2 separate regions of the Homo sapiens genome follow, and region 1 is linked to region 2. The links are chromatin loops, found by intact Hi-C in ENCODE. Cell type or tissue: heart right ventricle. All regions are shown on one strand. Links, peaks and the distances in the headings refer to the core of each region. The heading gives the core; the rest is flanking DNA.

Region 1 (10,782 bases), core at 3,840-7,839, 56 kb after region 2:
AAATTATGGAATCTGCCGGATTCCATAGTGTAAATACTTGTACGATGGCTGATTTCAGGTTACCAGTTTGACATAACTGAATGTAGAATTGAGAAAAGATGTGCACAAATGGCCACTGGGTAAGAGAATCCCACACTGGCAATGGGCTGAGATCCTTGCTCTTCCTGAGTATCAGTCCTCTCTTGCTAAAAACACCTTCCAGAGCACAGTTTTTAGTTTTCCACCAAAGGAGTAATTCCTTTGGTACAGAGGAAGAGGCTGAGACCCAAGAAGTCACACAAGACTTTCCCAAGTTCACACAGCTAATAAACAGCAGAGCTGGGATTCAAACATAGGATCCTGATGTCATGCCCAGAGATCATTTCACCAGACCACAGACTTTTTTACCCCTGTTAGAAAATTTCTCCCATCCCACCTCATGCCAGAGCATCAAGTACCTTGGTATTCTCCCCAAGATTATTATCCAGAAAGGTTGTGATATTAGCAGTCACACTTAATTGTGAATTTCAACCCCTAGGTTTTCTCTCACAGAGGTTTTTGCATTCTTAGGAGTCTGAATGGAAGCCTCTTTCCCTGGCTTAGTGATTTCAGGTCTCAGGGATTAGGTAAAAGAGAGATTATTTTTGGAAATCACAACTCGTGACAGGAACCAGTCCAGTGTGGTAGGAGAGGCCAGTCCTAGAGTGCTTATATGCCCAGAATTTTCCTTGACCCTACCCCACCTCCAGAATATTATTATGCTATTGTCATTCATTAATGTTCACATAATATCATAAGCATCTTGAACAGTGGTTGAGAGCACAGATTCCAGAGTCAGACTGCTTAGATTCAAATTCCCACACGCCATGAGAATTGGGGTGAGTCAATTTCTCTCTACATGAGTCTCCTTGCCTCTAAAATAGCAAGAATTATAATCCCTACTTCACAAGCCATTGGAAGTTTTAAAGGAGTTAATGTAAAATATTTAGAACAGTATCTACACCATGTATAATAATAAGCACCACAAGCAGGTCATCTTCACATTTCATAGCTGTTGAAGCTCATGCTCAGGGCAGATGGCTTGCCCATGAATGTTCCGGGCTGAGCAGGAACAGGAGCCTTGGGTCTTTGCACCACACCACAGAGGCATCAGGGCCTGCTGCTACCACATGTCAGCTTGCTTTTTCTCTCCTTTTACAAGGTACATCATTCTCATGACACTCCAAGACCGGAACGAGAAGCTCTTCTACCGAGTGCTGACTTCGGACGTGGAGAAGTTCATGCCAATCGTGTACACGCCTACCGTGGGGCTGGCCTGTCAGCACTATGGCCTGACTTTCCGCAGGCCCCGGTGAGCCCCCGTGGAGTGAGGGCTCTGGGAGGGGCTGCCTCATAGAGGGGAATAAATTCTTTCCGCCCTTCATGCATATTGGGACTCTGGAGGCTAACTCTGATTGGGTCAGTGGTCCAACAAAAAGACATTTGATTTCAAGCACTTGCTCAGAAAAATGACCCCGTAAGCAGAGAAATGAGTGAAAAGAGTAGCTAGCAAGGGTTTATTGACTCTTCTTCACCTCCAAATAATAAATGCCCAGCATGCTCAGAGTTGGCCTGAGAGAGAGTTCAGGTTGTATTTCTCTCATTATCTACCTGTCACTTCTCTCACCCCCTCTGGTCACCTCCAAAGTACCAACAGCTCTCCTGCCAATTCAGGCCAATGAATAATGGAGTGTTGGATACCAAAGACTGAATTCTTTTGATGTTTGAAAAACCAGCATATCTTCCTTTGGGCTTGACTCAGATTCCACTTTAAATGTCATTTTATTAGACAAAACTTTGGCACTCCATTTTCTCTCAGAGCCAAAGAATTTTGAGGAGTTTTCTAAAGCAATCAGGTTTTTTTTCAAAATGACTTCAGAATATATGTTTTAAAAAAAAGAAAAAATGGTAGAGTCCTTGGTGCAAGGTGCCTTATAATTATAAATACATAGTTCTAGCACTAATGTTAAAAGAGCTACCTGGTATATGTAATGGAACATTGTTCTAGTCTACGTTCAAATATGTAAATATGCAACATACTGTGCACAGATATGTAATTTACATTTATGTAGAATTTATAAGTTAGTGTTTGTAAATCACGCGTTTTATGGGGAACATGTAATCATGGATTCAAAACAGCTTTTTTTAATTTGGAAAAACAATCTTCTAGTTTTGTAGCCAGCATTTCGGTTGAATATTACAAGATGGTCACAGTGTGTTCCCAATGCCAGTCCTGTTTCTTTCCGGATCCCACTGTTACCGTTGGCAAAGGATAGCACATCAAACCTCATCCTGATGGTGGTGTGTCTGGCTGTTGCAGCAGACACATCCTCATCACTCAGAACAGCTAAGCTTTTGCAAACCTATAGAGGCTCACTATGCCAGGGCTCCATAACAGTTCTGGTCTTCAACATGCTTCTTGCAACAGGAAGGAGACTCCTGTTCTCTTATTCTCATTCCCAAAACCAATAGTGGTAGAGACATTAGGAGCTGATGGTACATTTCTGAAGGATGCAGGACTCTATGTACTTCCCCTGTTCCTTCTCAGAAATGATCCTTTCTGCACAGATCAGCTCATGGCATTTCATCTGAGGCATTTAGCAGCTCCCTAGGGCTTAAAGAATCAAGCCCAACAGTCTGAGATATCTAAGCCTGTCACAGCCCAGCTCCAAAATTCAGTGTTCTAACTACTCTGATCTGTTCTCCATGCCCAAGTACACTGATGTTCTTCTCCATGCCTTGGCACGTATGGTCCTGTCTGCCTCAAACTCCTGCATCTCCCCTTTCCTTGGTCTCCACTCATCACAATTCTGGTTATCCTTCAAGGCCCACCCCAAGGGTCAACTTCTCCACGGAGCCCTCCCCCATCCCCTCAGGCTGAACTGACCACCCCTTTCTTGGCCTCCTCAAAATCCATTACACATACTTCGTCTATCCCATAGTTTTCTTTTTGTTTTTCATGTTTTTAGTTGTTTGTATATAACTGTCTTCTACTAGAATACAAACTTCTTGAAGGGTCAAGAAACATGATGGATCTGTTGGGTATTCTAGACCAATACTTGGCAAGTAATTGTCACTCGGTTGGGAAAGTAATGCTGTGTACTCAGTGTGAAGAATTGGTTCTTTGCAATCAGCCCCGAATTTTAATCTCCTTGACCCTGGGTGATTTTCTTATCCTCTCTCTGCCTTAATTTCCACATTTATGAAATTGAGGTAACAATACTACCTAACTCAATCATTATGAGGGTAAAATGAGAAGTGTGGATCAGGTACCTGGCATAAAATTGGAACCAGATAAATGTCAGTGTCTATTTCTCTTCAGTAACTATTGTAGAAAGGAGAAAGGATTGATAGATGTAGAATCATATTATACATATGCATGTTTAAATATTTACCAAGAAAATTGAATCATTGAACATGTAACAAACTAACACTTTTAACTTCAGAAGGAAACCAAACCCAAAATTATGCAAACATACACAATTTTGCTTTTCCAGAACCAGCTTTTTCCTGAAGAGGACCTTTATCCCCCTAAGGCAAGATTAACCATCTCCCCTGACTGAGATCTAATGGAAATTCAAGTCTACCCCACTCTGGCCCCTATTGCCAGGATGTGTGGAAGCCCTCACTCCATATGCTCTTATGGAAACTAGATTGTAGTGGCTTCAGTGGTTCCAGATGAACTAGTAGAAGGGTTAGGACCTTGCATATGCAACAGGCTTGTAAAAGTAGAATTTGCCTCCAGAGCCCACTCCAGAATCCAGGGACACCACCAGGACTGAATTTACATATCTTAATGCATTTAATGATTACAACCTCCCTAGGAGGTAGGCCCTATTATCATCTCAATTGCAAATGGGAAAACTGAGGCACAGGGAAATAACTTACCCAAAGTCACACATAGTTTATAACCAGCAAAGCCAGGGCCCAAGCCAATCTGAACCAAAGTGTAGACAGGCAACCACCACACTACACTGCCTCTTACAGTTTCGGACTGTGCACAGCTGGTGGGCATTCTGGGTGGGATGTCGTTGCAGCTCCAGGAATGTTTGACTTCCCAGGGGTCTCAGGTGGGGATTGCTAGATACCACTTCTAGAGCTCTCCTGGGAGGAATTGATCCAGCAGGGTCCGGGGGCCTGCAGCTGAGTGAGCTTGAGGCAGGCTTGGGCAGACTTAACCATCTTCTTGGATTAGTCCCTCACACTCTTGGTTCAGACTTCTCGAATACGTTGTGCACAAACCCTTCTTCAGATGATTACCCAATTAAGTTATCTGACATGTGACATTCTGAGTTGTTGCTCTAGGTTTCCATTTGGCTGCTTTCCAGGTGTGGATTCCACACCTGCCTTGCTCCTGGGGGAAATAAAAGTTTGGGCTCCACCCAAGCCCTGAACTTCATCTGAGACCTGGCTTGGACTTACTTTGTGGATTAGCATCTGAAGGGAGGACAGTCCCGAGGCCAAGAGGGAGAGAGCCAGCACCTTCTCAGTTTCTGAAACGATAAACACTCCTGCCAGGTTCCCAAGAACAATGAAGTCCTCTGTAATGGTGTCTGGCCCCCCACCAAAGCTAATTACATCCAGCTGATGCTAAAATTGAGACTCCAACCTGCCTGGGGCTCTGCATCACCTCATTACCGGGGAAAGAGTATCTCAGGGGCACCTGAGTGTCTCTGGGCAGATAGGCACCACAGAAGGTTCTGGGCTCTGGTGGAGCCTCCTTTGCCTCATCCTGCCTCTCACTTGACACTCCTCTGCATGCGCCTCCATGAGCCTGGCTTGAGGGAACGCCCCATGAAGGTCAGTCACTAGTGTGTGAGCTGGAAGAGGTGAAAGCCAGAGGTGAGGCTGGGTGGAGGCCGAGACAGAACTCAACCCAGAGGAAGGGCATGGGGAGGAAGCCATATGGGGTCCAGTGTCAGTGAATACTCTCCCTCTCCCAGGCCACATCCCTGTTGACCAGCCCTGTCTTCACATGCCTCATCCTCCTGGGCTCCAAGCAATGTGCTGCACCCGCCTTTAGACCTAACATTTCCCAGCTTTGGTGTAGGGTCCAACCCGTATGGGTGATGGAGGTCTGAAAGAAAACATTATGACACTTGTTAAAGATGGTAAGGCAGACTTTATTCAGGAGCTGGAGGGCAGAGGACTACGATAGATTTTGAACTATGGCAGAGGAGTCTTGCAGTGAGGGAGAGATTGGACTCAACTCTGACTCCAGTAAGGACAAATGGGGATTTATAACCCAGGAACAGCATGGGGGGCGGTGCTTGGATAATTACTAGGAGGAAACATCAAGAATAAGGGGTTTCTGGTTAAATTGACAGGATGGGATTATTGCTGAAGGCGGACCAGGGTCCTGAGATAACAAGGGTGGCAAGTTACCAAAGGCAGGTGGAGGATTTTGGCCAAACCGACTTAGCAGGATTCTTGCTCACACTGGATTCTACAAGGACAGGGAGGGAAGCCCAATGTCTGATCTAGTCAGAGGGGACTCAGGAGCCCAACTAAAGTTTTGGTCAAAGGAGCGTCTTTGTCAGAGGGCTGGGTTGTAGGTAGTAGAAGCAGCACGGACTTTGAAGCCAGGCAGGCTTGGCCTTGAATCTCAGCTCCTGATGACTTTTGACAATTAATTTAGCACCTCCTCAGCCTCCTCATGTGTGAAATGGAAATAACACTTATTCACATGGCTGCTTGGGAGGATTCAATGAGATTCCAAATGTAAAGGGCCTGGCCCTAGTAGGAGCTCAGCAGCTGTGATCTGTTTGACCCAGGACCCCAGGAGTTGTCATCTACTCAGTCACCCCACCCAAGAATACACACTGTAAACCTGCTGAGGCCACCCCAGTCCTCTGAAGTACCGCCACACTCTGTTGTTTGATTCAGACCTGAAATCATCTGTACTTGCACTTAACTAGCAAATCATTAGCAAGTATGTGTGAGGAATCAGAGATCGGGCTGTGATGAGTTAGAAAGGTGAGGCTGGGAAGTGGGACTTGGTTTTATGTAGTCGGAAGCTCTGTGGAAAGTACCTGAAGATGTATTTGGACAAAGCCAGCAGCCCTTGGCCCTGAGCCAAGCTGCTGTCTTTCTTATCTGCAAATAGGTGGTCTTCTGCACACTGGCCAATAACATACATACAGGATATTAAGAGTTACCATTTATTGAATGCATGTACTTCCCATGGTGGGCCCTGGTCTAGCTATTTTGTGTGCATTATTGTTGAGCCCTATAACAACTCCTTGAGGTGCTTATTATTTCACTGAGATGAAAACGAAAGCTGACTTATCTAAGACATCACAGCTGACCAAGAGCCAATTTCCTGTGTTGTTCCTGAATTCATAGTCCAGCTTCTGGTTGGCCCTGGTAAACATGACACATCATTCTGGCCTTCACTTAAACTCCCTTGCCAGATAAGTCTGCACCCAGGAGGGGCACACACATGGGTGCACACACACACTCTCACACTTGGGAAACATACTATATCATGTTGGACAGAGCACTTGGGCTGGAGTCAGAGGTAGTGGTTCAGCCCCCTTATCTAAATACCATGTGGCCTTGGAGCTACTCCACAGCTCCAAGCTCGGATCACAGGAACTATCCACCTTGTGGCATCATTATGAGGGTCAGAAGGGCTAAACGCATGTGAACATGCTTTATCAATTGTAAACTTCCTCATAAGCTTAAAGGAGGGGTATTACTTTTTCATCTCTTCTTCCCTCTCACCCCATACCCATAAGAGGATATGGTTAAGGTTCACATTTACCTCCTTGGAGTTTCCTACTTCCCGCTCAATATGTCTGGTATGCTTCATTTTCTTGCATTGGAACCTTCTTGTCTTCAACCACCTCCACCAGCCCACCGGCAACCCCCACATGCACATGCATGTGCACACACACCCAGAGGGACCCCTGGGACATGAATTACACACCTCTGCTTCCTAAATACCCACTGGAGCCCATTTCCAGCTGTACACAAGACCAATGAATGCCAACACTTTGATCAAAGCCACTCTGGAAAACAAAGACAACCTTGCCCCAGTAAATGGAGAGATCCCTGACACCCAGGGCATGGTTTTTGAGCACATCACAACACAGTTCCAACCCAGGTGTCCGTTGGTTGGGAATACACACAAACACACACACACATACTCCCAGCAAAATTGGGAGGCAAGCAGAAAGCAAGGACTAGCATCATCAAACCAGCCTTCTGCCCAATCTCAGGGCACCAAAGCACTGATTCCTTTGGCCAAGACTGCTTGACATTCCAATTTCACCCAGACTCTGCTGCGAAACTTTCAGCTGTGCTGCTGGAAAGGCGTCCTTGAGTAGACTGTGTACAAGGTCTGCAGCCGGTTCTGGTTAACCTCTCATCTGGCCCTTTTAGTCCCTTGTCCTTGGCTGTTATAGGGAGAGCACTGGATTAGGAGTCAGGAGATCTGGGTTCTTGCCCTCAATCATCCCCTTTCTGGCTACAACTCCTTAGGCAAGTCACTTAGCTCATTAGTCTGTAGTAACAGTGGTAGGGTTCTGCTGCATGGCTTCCGTGATCTCTTCTAGCTCTAACATTTTATGATCTAGTAACCCAAATTCTATAAACAAGTTAGAAATAGATTTTTAAGTGATCCATGGTAATATTATGCAGCCAAACCTAAATTTCCCCACCTGTAAAATTAAAAGGGTCTAGTTAGAGCACCAATTCTCAGTCCCGGCTGTGCACTAAACGTGTCTGGAGAGCTGTAAATCAGAATCCCTGAAGTGGAGCCCAGGCATCTCTGGCTTTCAGAAGCTCTTCAGAGGACTCTAATGGGCAGCCAGGGCTGAGAACTGCTGACCTGAGTGTTCCCTGAAATTCTTTACAGCTTGGATCTTCTGTGACTTTTAGGGAGTTGATAATCTGCATCCCGTATTTTCCAGCCCATCCCAACCTGGAAGTACTCTTGAAGGTTGAGGTCATAATAAGATAACAGAACCTCCATCTCCAACTCAACCTTCAGCAAGCCAAATTGTTCAGCCCCACCACCCAAGCCCCCTCATCTCATTCACAGGGTTGGGAGGGGAGTTCTACATCTGCCATCCTCCTCTCTTCCCCAATTTCCTCTTGAAGTTCCTATCACTACACAGAAGTCTCACTTCCAAGTTTCACTCTCATCCTCTTGACTCCCTCATGTAATTACCCACATTGTAATAGTAATAGCTGCCCACTCATGTGATGTCAATAATAGATTAGATAGGAGCAAACATCAGGCTCAAGGGTGGTTAATCATTTAGGTAACCGTGTACCCCGTGTGGCCGGGCTCAAGAGATACACTGGACCAGTTAATGTCCTTTTCAGGAATTTGAAATGAGACATGAAAGCAGTCATATAGAAAGAATTTTCCACTTGGGAAGAAAAATTAAGGCAAAAAGGATACCATGGTTTAGACTTTAGAGTCAGGTTGTGGTAGGCCAATGGCAAATGCCAGCTAAGAAGGAACAGAAAGTAATAGACCTGGAAGTAAAGGAATATTATGGAAAGAGGAGATAAGGGCAGATGGAAGAGAAACAGGGAAAAACACAGAAAGAGTGGTCCCTAGAGCTGCCTCAGTTCATGACAGCTTTCCATTCCAGTTCCTGGTCAAAACTTTACAATAGACACTCTTTCTCCAGAGGTAACTTAAGTGAACTTCTGCCTTAGGTAACTAGAACAGCCAAACTGAAAAAGAGCTATGAAATCAGGTGGATCTGATCCCCTTGTGAATAGGTTGGATGAAGCTAACAGGTTAAAGTAAGTATCTCAACTTTAGTGAGCATTAAAATCACCTGGAGGGCTTGTTAAAATAGACTGAGCAAGTCTGGGATGGGACCAGAGAATTTACGTATCAACGAAGTCCAGGTGATGTTGATGCTTCTGGCCAGGGACCACACTTTGAGAATCACCGGACAAAAGGATGGTGAAAGGCAGCTCACTGCAAAGTGAACAGAGACCATCGGAAGGAGGCAGGAGTAGAAGACATTTCCACGGCCCACTGTACATTAGTAGAAGGAGCTGGGAGTCATGAAATATGGGTTCCTGTCATGAACTAGTAGCGTGACCTATAATCCCTCCCCCTTTCTGGGCCTCACTTTCCTCATCTATAAAGTGAGGATATTAGTAGGTGATCTCAGGGCTCCTTCCAACCCTCACGGTCTTTCATTTTTCTTGCAGATTAGAGCACTGTGGCTACAAATTTGCCTCTAATGTTTCTGGCATTTAAGGGAGGAAAATGCAAAAGTAAATGAAAACACATACTTTTCATTTTCTGACAAGAAAAAGCTTGCAGGCTTATCTGCAGAAGTGTCATTTTTTGCTGAGAGCTCTGATTCACAAATGGGCACCTTCCCAGACAAGACCAGCTGGGCAATCCAGAATCTGTCATGGATTATTTGATGCCGTGGCTTGGGAATTGATGCCGGAATAGATCTTAGGAAGGTGGAAGGAGGAGGAGTCCTTCCAAAGCATAAGGTTGTTCAGCTGTTATTTGACATGAATGTCACATGGAGTAAGTTAATTGTATCTAGATCCCACATTGCTGAAATACTTTGGAACAGAGGTAGAGGAGAGAAGGAACATTTATTTTTGTGTCTGAATTATACAGAGTTCAATCACTGAGGGAACTGGCTTACTTTTTTAGTGAAAGCTTTGAGATTTGCATCTGAAAAAGTGAATTTGTGCTTAAATGCATGTGGCCTGCCTAGGACTTTAGCATCCAGAAGGAGCAGCTTGCTCTGGGGAAAGGACGGACACTCCTCAGCCATCCATGAGTTTGGGTGGGAGTGAAGGTGGCAATGGCTGAGCAGCCCCCACAAATGCAGACATTATGTTTTCCTTACTTAAATGGGAGACAGATGAACTTTATTAACTAGAACAGGATGTTCTGGGTTGACTTCCTTTAGCCAAAGGCATTATTCCCTGGCAATTTAAACAAACTGACTTTTGTTTCTTTTTTATCTGGCTCTGTCCTTTTCCTCCTTTGTCCCTGGCAATCACAGCCATGGTGATCAAAAGGATAGGTGTGGGGAGAATTTCCTAGCCCTGAGAAGGAAATACGTACATATAAGCAGGAGTTGAGTGGACCATTCCTCAGATAACCTTGATCTCCCATTGACCTGTACAATGCACTAAATGTTCTGTTTGCTCACATTGAGTTTTGTCTAAAAAGAGTGGCTTCTTATTTTTTTTGTTTTTGGTTTTGAATTATTTTTTATTTTATTTTATTATACTTTAAGTTCTGGGATACATGTGCAGAACGTGCAGGTTTGTTACATAGGTATACACATGCCATGGTGGTTTACTGCACCCATCAACCCGTCATCTACATAAGGTATTTCTCCTAATGCTATCACTCCCCCAACCCCCCACCCGCCCGACAGGCCCCAGTGTGTGATGTTCCCCTCCCTGTGTCCATGTGTTCTCATTGTTAAACTCCCACTTATAAGTGAGAACATGCAGTGTTTGGTTTTCTGTTCCTGTGTTAGTTTGCTGAGAATGATGGTTTCCAGCTTCATCCATGTCCCTGCAAATAACATGAACTTAACCTTTTTATGGCTGCATAGTATTCCATGGTGCATATGTGCCACATTTTCTTTTTTTTTTTTTTTTTTTTTGAGATGGAGTCTTGCTCTGTCGCCCAGGCTGGAGTGTGCAGTGGCATGATCTGGGTTCACTGCAAGCTCTGCCTCCCGGCTTCACACCATTCTCCTGCCTCAGCCTCCTGAGTAGCTGGGACTACAGGCACCCACCACC
Region 2 (10,782 bases), core at 3,660-7,659:
CAGTTCTTTCTTAGAGGTCCTGGGAAGATGATGTGAGATTCTGATTCAAAGTGCTGAGCAAATGTCTGTTTTGGTACCAGTACCATGCTGTTTTGGTTGCTGTAGCCTTGTAGTATAGTTTAAAGTCAGGTAGGGTGATGTCACCAGCTTTGTTCTTTTTGCTTAGGATTGTCTTGACTATACAGGCTCTCTGTTGGTTCCATATGAAATTTAAAGTAGATTTTTTTCTAATTCTAGGAAGAATATCAATGGTAGTTTGATGGGTATAGCATTGAATCCATGAATTACTTTAGGCAGTATGACCATTTTCACGATATTGATTCTTCCTACCCATGAGGATGGAACGTTTGTCCATTTGTTTGTATCCTCTCTTATTTCCTTGAGCAGTGGTTTGTAGTTCTCCTTGAAAAGGTCCTTCACATCCCTTGTTAGCTGTATTCCTAGGTATTTTATTCTCTTTGTAGCAATGGTGACTGGGAGTTCATTCATGATTTGGCTCTCTGCTGTCTATTGTTGGTGTAAAGAAATGGTTGTGATTTTTGCACATTGATTTTGTATCCTGAGACTTTGCTGAAGTTGCTTATAAGTTTAAGGAGTTTTGGGGCGGAGATGATGGGGTTTTCTAAATATAAAATCATGTCATCTGCAGATAGAGACAATTTGACTTCCTCTCTTCTTATTTGAATATGCTTTATTTCTTTCTCTTGCCTGATGCCCTGGTCGGAACTTCCAATACTATGTTGAAAAGTAGTGGTGAGAGAGGGCATCCTTGTCTTGTACCAGTTTTCAAAGGGAATGCTTCCAACTTTTGCCCATTCAGTATGATATTGGCTGTGGGTTTGTCATAAATAGCTCTTATTATTTTGAGATATGTTCCATCAATACCTAGTTTATTGAGAGTTTTTAACATAAAGGGACACATAGATCAATGGAACAGAACAGAGACTTCAGAAATAACACCACACATCTACAACCATCTGATCTTCGACAAACCTGAAAAAATAAGCAATGGGGAAAGGGTCTCCTATTTAGTAAACGGTGCTGGGAAAACTGGCTAGCCATATGCAGAAAACTGAAACTGGACCCCTTCCTTTCACCTTACAAAAATTAACTCAAGATGGAGTAAAGACTTAAATGTAAAACCCAAAACCATAAAAACCCTAGAAGAAAATCTAGACAATACCATTCAGGACATAAGCATGGGCAAAGACTTCATGACTAAAACACCAAAAGCAATTGCAACATAAGCTAAAATTGACAAATGGGATCTAATTAAACTAAAGAGCTTCTGCACAGCAAAAGAAACTAGCATCAGAGTGAACAGGCAATCTACAGAATGGGAGAAGATTTTTGCAATCTATCCATCTGACAAAGGTCTAATATCCAGAATTTACAAGGAATTTAAACAAATTTACAAGAAAAAAACAACCACATCAAAAAGTGGGCAAAGGATATGAACAGACACTTCTCAAAAGAAGACATTTACATGGCCAACAATCATATGAAAAAAAGCTAAACATCACTGATCATCAGAGAAATGTAAATCAAAACCACAATGAGATACCATCTCGCACCAGTCAGAATGGCAATTATTAAAAAGTCTGGAAACAATAGATGGTTGTGAGGCTGTGGAGAAATAGGAAGACTTTTACACTGTTGGTGGGGATGTAAATTAGTTCAACCATTGTGGAAGACAGTATGGCGGTTCCTCAAGGATCTAGAACCAGAAATACCATTTGACCCAGCAATCCCATTACTGGATATATACCCAAAGGAATATAAATCATTCTCCTATAAAGACACATGCACACATATGTTTATTACAGCACTATTTACAATAGCAAAGACATAGAACCAACCCAAATGGTCATCAATGATAGACTGGATAAAGAAAATGTGGTACATACACACTATGGAATACTATGTGGCTATAAAAAGGAATGAGATCATGTCCTTTGCAGGGACGTGGATGAAGCTGGAAGCTATCATCCTCAGCAAACTAACACAGGAACAGAAAACCAAACACCACATGTTCTCACTCATAAGTGGGAGTTGAAAAATTAGAACACATGGATACAGAGAGGAAAAACACACACCAGGTCCTGTTGGGGGTTGGGGGGCAAGGGAAGGTAACTTAGAGGATGGGTCAATAGGTGCAGCAAACCACCATGGCACATGTCTACCTATGTAACAAACCTGCATGTTCTGCACATGTATCTCATTCTTTTTAGAAGAAATAAAAATTAAAAATAAAAAAAGAGTAAACCAAAGTGCTGAGCATAGAACTAGGCACATAATGCATATCCAATAAATGGTTGATATTGGTGTATTGTCTTTGTTCCTCTCAGCAACTTTTTCAGATGGTAGCTATTAATACCCCCATTTTACAGATGAGAAAACTGAGGTTTAGAGTGGCTGAGTAGATTGCCTAAGATCAAACATCTAGACCCATAGTAAGAGCCAACAATCAAGGCCCTGTTTTCAGACTTAACTTCTAGAGTCTTCCCATTGCATGATAAGGAAAAGCCCTCCTTTGAATACAGCACTAATCAGATATTCATTTTTCTTCCCCCCCCCCCCACTTTATTGAGTTATATTTGACAAATAGAAATTGTATATATTTAAGATGTACAATGTGATGATTTGATATATATAATATATATACATACATTGTGAGATGATGACCACAATCACGCGAATTAACATATCTATCACCTCACATAGTTACCCACCTTTTTTTGTGTTGAGAACACTTAAGATCTACTCTCTTAGAAAATTTCAAGTATACAATTCTTATTAACTATAGTCACCATACTGTACATTAGATCTTCAGAACTTACTCACCTTTTTTTCTCTTTTTGTTTACAAGTGTCTGCTGTAAGGAGAGGCTTTATTCATAATTAAAAATTTATACCCTTTGACCAACATCTCCCCATTTCCCCACACCCCGGGCCCTGGCAACCACAATTCTATTTTCTGTTATGAGTTCAACTTGTTTATATTCCTCAAGTAACTGAGATCATGCAGCATTTGTCTTTCTATGTCTGGTTTATTTCACTTAACTTAATGTCCTCCAGGTTCATCCATGTTTTGGCAAATGGCAAGATTTCTCTCACTCTTTAGGGCTAAATAATATTCACATATATATGAGGTTGAGACCCAAATTCAGAACGCTGTCTAGGAAGTCAGGTTGGCTTGAAGTGATATCTGGAGTTTGAGACTGTCCAGACCCCAGTGCTACAGCTGCCTGACAACTGGATTGTCTGCCATCGTCCACTGTGCCTGGCTTTTCTGGCCAACAGTTGGTGCTGTTTTGTTCAGCAAAACACTTATCACCTATTTGTTGTCAGCCAGTCACTGACTGGGTCTTGAGTTGCAACAAGTCCTCATTGTTTCTCCCAAAGCTCAAAAGCAAATACTCTGTCAGTTATTGTTCATGCTTGTGAGCACAGACCCTGCCCCCCCGCCACCCCCTATTGCAGCAATCTGCCTTTGAGTAGAAGACAAGAGCCACCCCCCAACCCCACAGCCCAAAAGAGAACTACAGGGTGCCAATAGATTCATGCATGCACAGCCACCCTGAGCAGCAAGGGATGTGAGTCGCTCAGGCTGGGCTTCCCAGGGGCCTTGGAATGGAAAGTGGAATCTCCTGCTGCTGCACCTTCTACCTTTGTGCACGGCATCACTCCCATGGCATATGCACTGATTTCCACATTTGCTAAATTTTTAGCACTATCCTCCCCATAATATCTAGGCTCAACTTAAATGCCCCTTTCTCCATGAAATATCAGGAGTAATGGTTCTTTCCTTTGAGGTCTCAAGGTATTTAGTTTCTGCTTGCAGATCACTTTATTATAAAGTATTTCAGACACAGGAAAAAATATAACGATAATATGAAAAATATCCATATACCAATCATCTAGTTTTTTAAATGAAACATTATAAATACATCTGCTGCCCCCTCTATTCATCTCTCTGGTCATGTTCCTTTCATCACCCCTAATGTAATCACTGTCATAAATTTGGTGTTTAATGATTCCCTTGCATGTTTTTACACTTCTACTACACATGGAGGCATTCTTAAAGTATAGCCTTTTGGCATATGTTTAAACATGTTAGACATTATATGAAATGTATGTAGCCTTCCTCAACTTCCTGACTTCTAGGATGGGTCTGATGATAGTTTATACCCTTGAAGGGTTGTGAGGACTAAATGGGTTAACAAATGCAGAGCGCATAAAGAAATGCCTGGTGCATAATGTGTTGAGTAAGTGTTAGCTATTATTATCATTATATTTATATATAATTTTGCTTACTGTGTTTCTAGAGTTATCCATTTTATACATTTGGTTTTAGACCATTTATTTAGCATTCCATCACATCAGTAAACTGAAACTTACTTCTCCATGCCTATGTCGAAGAACATTTAAGTTGTTCCCAATTTTTTGCTATTACAATTTTGTAATCAATATTCTTGTACATGTCTTTGTAAACATGGGCAAGTTTTCTGGCTTAAGAGTGCAGCATTGCTGATATATATTCTTCAGTATGTTTTAACTCACTTCTGACTAGTATACTAGGGTTTGGTTAGGGGTGTGTGTGTGTGCATGCATACATATATGCACACTTATGATTCATAGCAGATTGTAAGCTCCTTGAAGACAGGCCTAATTCAATCATTCACTGATTCATTTAGCAAATATTCATTTGGCACCCAGTATAGGCAGTGTACAGGTCTAGGTGACAGGATGCAAAGATTAAATGGCACAGGCTATCTCCCAGAGCTTTTTCTGCTCTGGAAGACATACTCAGGACACATGTAGTCAGAATCATGGTCATTTCAGAGGGTAAGGGACTTGGTTTTCACTGAATATTCATGATGGACCAGGCACTGTATATACACTGTCAATCAACCACACATTAATGGCACCACTTACTACTTGGGTACCTGGGACTACTCATTAATCTTGCTGAGTCCTGCACCTCTGATGAGAAAGCACTATTTTATTGTGTTTAAGAGAATAAACCTGAGTTCAAATCCAGGCATCACTACATGTCAGCTGCATGACCTTGTATGAAGGATTTAACTTCTCTAAGTTCTTGCTTCCTGGTCTGTAAAATGGTGCTAACTATAGAATCTATCTAAAAGGGATTTATGAAGATTACATGAGAAAAATGCCAGTAAAGTGTTTACACAGTGCCTGACACATAAGAGCTCAATCATTGGTGGCTATAATCACGATCATGTCAATTGTTATCCATTATCCAAAAAAATACGTGCCTTTTTAGAAGTAAGTATATCTGGGAAGTCATTATGGAATTTTTACTTTCTTCATTGCACCAAGACTTACCAGTGAATTATCTTATATACCAGTTAATTATCTGATATACCAGTTACTACCTCTTCTATATGAATGCATATTCACAATGTATTTCATCTCAGCCTTACTGTATTTAGAGAATAGTAAAGTTTTACTTTATTTTTAATTTTTTCAACCAACAGATTTTGCTCTAATTAACAGAAAGAACCGATAACTCCTTGTATTCATCTTGACTGCCCTCTGGACATGGGCAGGTTTCCAAGCCCACAAGTTCTGCCAGCAGCTGCACACTTTAACCTCTAGAGGGAGCTGAGAGGGAATTTGAGTCCATTGCTCTGACTGAGCAAAACGGCATTTAAATTACACCTGAAAACATCACTATCCACTATTGAGAGTGCATCCTCAGAGAAAAATCCTGGGATCATTTCCCCGAATCGATTCAACATTGCCCAGATTGCTTCCATCTCATGCATACTTTGTTTTAGTAGAAATGGGCTTCATTACAGAGTGGTCTCCAGCTCCCCATAGTGGCCCCTCCTAGTAATTTTTTCTAAATTAAGCAAGCGTGCGTGGACTCAAGAGGTACACGGCAGTATTTCTTGGCTGCTTCTTTCTCCCTCTGCAAGAAACAGGAATAACATTTCATAAATAATGAGCTGCAGCTGAACTTTAATCTGCTAGATCCATTTAAAAATGTTTGGAACCTTCCCTGTCTCTCTAAGAATTACCTTCTGGATTTTTCTGGCTTTGTTTTTTGGTTTCTTTTGCATTGTAACCTTATATTAAGGAGTATGCTGCTTATGTTTAAATTAATCAATTCTGAAATAAAATGTATTTACTTTCTCCCCAAACAGTAGCCTGGTGCCAAGCATGTGGGAAATACCTCATAGGTACTTCTGGCACCCAGGGGAGACATGGCATGATCTGTGTCCCAACATGCCAGAAAGAATGATTCCAGGGCCCCATTCTGTTTCTGAAGGTCAAAAGGCAGATAAGTGCCCCCCCAATATCTGAAGGTCTATCATGTCGAACGGGGAGTAGGCGTATTCTGCATGGCTCCAGAGTCCGACCAAGGACGTATAAGAGAGTTCACTGCGAGATCAACTTTTGCTCAATGTAAAATATGTGTATATAATATATATATATATATATTTCTTTTAAAAAAAACACCGACTTCCCTATCTCTAGATGTGATCTATTGGAAGCTGAAAAAAAACAACAAAAACCATCTATCAAAGAGATTGCAGAAGGGAGTGGGAAGTACCTTCCCTCTTAAGTCCCCTCCCACTCTAAGATTCTGCAAGACTTTACAGGAAGGACTTACTCTCCTAGTTTGCCTTTTTTCTGATGATATTCACCAGGCTCTATTTGGATATTTTCCCCTGAAGTTTAAAAAAAAAAAAAAAAAAAAACTATGCCTCTCAACTCATTGTATGTATATGGGGCTATGAATCAGAGAGGAAGAAATGACCACCAATGAGTATGGTGGGAAAAGGGAGGGAGAAAGGGGTTAGGGAAAATTTTGCATGCCTGAGAACATTGAAGGATGAGAGGAGTTAAAGTTCAGCCCCGCCAGTATGTCTGAAATATCCCAGTTACAGCCAGGATATCCCAAATAAGAAGTAGCACCATCACATTTGCAAGTTAGAAAGATCACTCAGAGGAGAGAACAGATTGGTAGATTTCTTCATGGCTGTGAATGTGTTAAGTTGATGGAATTGTTTCAGGAAGCAGTGCTGCACTTAGTCATAAACTCAGCTATGAAAATAAGCCTGTACCTCTATCCAGATCAACAACAGTGACAACAACAACAATAACAAAACCCACAATGTGTCAATGAAAATCAGGCTGTTGGTTTACAAGAAATGTAACTCTATCTCCTCCTGTTGGTGCTTGTTGTTGGTTTTCAGGAAAAGCCTAGTTTGGCATTGAATCCTGAATGAATTTGCTGAAAACAGCAACCTCACATATTTACATTTGTTTCTCCTGGTGACACATGGATTAGAAAAAGAAGTAGGAATGATTAAAACAGGAAGGGTAAGCATTAGTTAACCCACAGCCAGATTTTCAAGACAAATAACATCTAAATCAATACCAATCAACCAACCAAAGACACCACATCCCTCCACTGAAATTCCTCCACTTTTCTGTACTGGGAGAGTTATAAGCACCATGGACTATTGGTCACTTCCCAGTATGCAATGAAGGATTTTCCCATTATGCCCATGTAAGAACATGAGTCCTGATCAGCATCTGGTGAACATCACTCACTGGGGTTGTCAGAAATATTTTGGAAGACTGTCAAGCTCATGGGGCCAAGGGGGATACCTGGTGGAATGTGAGAGCACTAAAAGGGCCCTGAAAACAGCTTCGCTGCAGGCAGACCACTAATTGATTCTTTAGGGTCAGGGCCAGTGTTCTGAGTGGCACTTGTGTGTGTGGCTCTAAGTGGCCAGAGACGCACCCATCTCTCTGCTGTCCACAACAGACTACCCTGATGAGGCACGTCCCTGAGATATTTCCCCAACTGCAGCTCAGCACAGTATGGCAAAGGCCCAGGAGGGAAATAGTGTACATGGAGCCAGGTATGTGACCATCACAGGTGACCTCTCCGAGCCTCAGTATTCTCATTTATAAAATTAATCCTCATCCAACTTACAAAATTGCTGTCACAATCCCATTATATAGTAGAGATCAATGGATAAATTGACCATTGCTATGTAAGGGTCACATGATATTGTTGTTATTCTCAAGTAAGCTGTGGTAGCTTTGGGGAGGGAGGAGGGGTGGAGTCTTCTCTCTGCAACACAGGGTGAACTCCCAGATACTTCACTAGAAGGGATGCACACAGCCTCCAGAAGCTTTTAGAAAATGGCTGTAGTGGAGAAATAGTCAGATTTTTCTGGGCACTTGTGGGAGGCCCATGGGACTTGGGGTGAGGTTGGGGGTAGGCAAACTTAGAGAACAGAAAATAATTGAAAGAGTGTCCTGGAGGCAGGGGTTTAAAGTGGAAAAAAAACTGGTGTTTGGAATGAGGCTGTCTGGGTTTGAGCTCTAACCCTCCCCCTCTGACTGTATGACTCAGGGAAGTTAGTTGTCCATTCCATCTGTAAAATGGGTGTGATTTTTAAAAAATCTATTTTAAAGGGTTGTTACAAAGATTTTAAATAACGTTAAACAGAGCCTAAAATAAAAAACTTCAATGATTAATGACTATTTTAAGGATCATTGACTTCGATGTAATTCAACAAAAAATACTTGTTCATACAGAAAATGCCAGGTCATAGATTGTCATGGCTAGAAGGCACTCTGAATACATGAGATAGCTAATGTCCAAACAGACTGGCCTTATGCTAAATTAAGCAGTTTTTGGTGGCAAAGCTGAGCCCCCAGCAAAAGTCTTCTAAAACCAGAATAATTTTTTCAATATGACACCTCTAAAATGCTTTTCAGGACCAATACCTGGTCACAGGTTCTTAAGTCAAAGTCCCCATGACTCAGAAGCACATCCAGCCTTCTAATTGTGAACAGCATGTGCAGATGCCCTGAGGAGGAACCGGTGGCATAGGTTGGAAATCATATTGGCACAGTAGGCCTGGGGTCTTGACTATCAGCAAATGAATGGATAAATAATTTGCAGTATGTATATACAATAGAATATTAATCAGGCATAAAAAGCAATGAAGTACTGATACATGATACAACATGGATGAACCTCAAAAACATTGTGTTAAGTGAAAGAAGCTGTACATAAAAATTCACATACGTTATGATTCCGTTTGTATGAAATATCCAGAATAGTGAAATCTATAGAGACAGAAAGACTGGTGATTGCTCAGAGCTTAGGGAATAGGAGAAATGGGGAGCAACTGCTTAATGAGTGGTGCATTTCTTTTTAGGGTAATAAAAATATTTTGGAACTAGATAGAGGTGGTGATTGAAACCATTGTGAATGCACTAAATGTTATTAAATCATTCACTTTAAAATGGTTAATTTTAAATTAAAACATATAAGATACAATGGATTAATTCAACTTAACTTACTGTAACTAATAATTTTCTTAACTGTCTATTAAGACGTAATTTCTAACCTAGAAGTTTGTCTACTCAAACTACTGTGTCAGCTGCCTCCCAAATTACTCACACTTTCTATACCTCAGTTCCCTGATCTATAAAATGAAAATAATAATATCTGCCTCATTAATTTGTTGAGAAGACTAAATTGAGTTATAGATATAAACCTATGTAAAGCTATTTACATTTATATCATTTTATATGCTTATTTATGTTTACTGTATTTCATTTATAAATTCTCTACCTTTATCCAGTTTTCAGTTGTTTCTCAACAGAACAAGCAGTTATAACATGTAGGGAGCAATGGTTATATGGATGGAGGGAATCTTTTTGTTCTTTTTTTTCTTGTAAGAGACAACCCTATGTAGTGTAAACCAAAAATAAAATTTGAAGCCCTCCACCTCACCCCACAACCATCTGAATGGACTCCCTCCTTAACCAGGGCATTCTAAAATTTAACCTGAAAGACTGGTTCATGACCCGACAGGAAATGGGGGCTGGACATGCCCCATTTTGCCCCTCCAGCTTTAACACCAACACAGACCTTAAACCTAATAAGAAACATTTACAGCCTGTTCTCTCTGAAGTCTGGAGGCTTCATCTGCATGATGAAACTTTGGTCTCTACAACTTCTTATCACAACCCAGACACTCCTATCTATTGACAACTTTTTTTTTTTAACTTTTTTTTTTATTATTATACTTTAAGTTTTAGGGTACATGTGCACAATGTGCCAGTTACTTACATATGTATACATGTGCCACGTTGGTGTGCTGCACCCATTAACTCATCATTTAGCATTAGGCATATCTCCTAATGCTATCCCTCCCCCCTCCCCCCACCCCACAACAGTCCCCAGAGTGTGATTTTCCCCTTCCTGTGTCCATGTGTTCTCATTGTTCAATTCCCATCTATGAGTGAGAACATGCGGTGCTTGGTTTTTTGTCCTTGTGATAGTTTACTGAGAATGATGATTTCCAGTTTCATCCATGCCCCTACAAAGGACATGAACACATCATTTTTTATGGCTGCATAGTATTCCATGGTGTATATGTGCCACATTTTCTTAATCTAGTCTATCATTGTTGGACATTTGGGTTGGTTCCAAGTCTTTGCTATTGTGAATAGTGCCGCAATAAACATATGTATGCATGTGTCTTTATAGCAGCATGATTTATAGTCCTTTGGGTATATACCCAGTAATGGGATGGCTGGGTCAAATGGTATTTCTAGTTCTAGATCCCTGAGGAATCGCCACACTGTCTTCCACAGGGGTTGAACTAGTTTACAGTCCCACCGTGTAAAAGTGTTCCTATTTCTCCACATCCTCTCCAGCACTTGTTGTTTCCTGACTTTTTAATGATTGCCATTCTAACTGGTGTGAGAT

The links. Hi-C counts contacts between places; a loop is a spot of excess contacts. Peaks named below come from ENCODE experiments on the same cell type or tissue, not always from the same donor. Only the 100,000 strongest peaks of a DNase experiment are listed, where the experiment ranks them.
Region 1: a loop joins it to region 2, with 2.5 times the contacts of the local background. A loop is called at or near these places in 7 of 110 quality-filtered maps.

Annotation. Positions count from the first base shown.
Region 1 is chr11:86,547,101-86,557,882 of GRCh38, reverse strand. It overlaps ME3 (malic enzyme 3), which reads left to right. Exons shown (of 15, transcript NM_001161586.3): 4 at 1,181-1,330. Among named protein-coding and RNA genes, the nearest start is that of ME3, 120 kb to the left of the region's middle. In heart right ventricle, for the core only: no CTCF peak of the experiment used is centred there; no DNase peak of the experiment used is centred there; H3K27ac peaks cover 3,412 bases.
Region 2 is chr11:86,603,404-86,614,185 of GRCh38, reverse strand. The region is part of intron 2 of ME3 (malic enzyme 3); the gene reads left to right. Among named protein-coding and RNA genes, the nearest start is that of ME3, 64 kb to the left of the region's middle. In heart right ventricle, for the core only: CTCF peaks have their summits at 5,625 (motif pointing right) and 7,202; a DNase peak (open chromatin) is centred at 5,595; H3K4me3 peaks cover 347 bases; H3K27ac peaks cover 1,928 bases.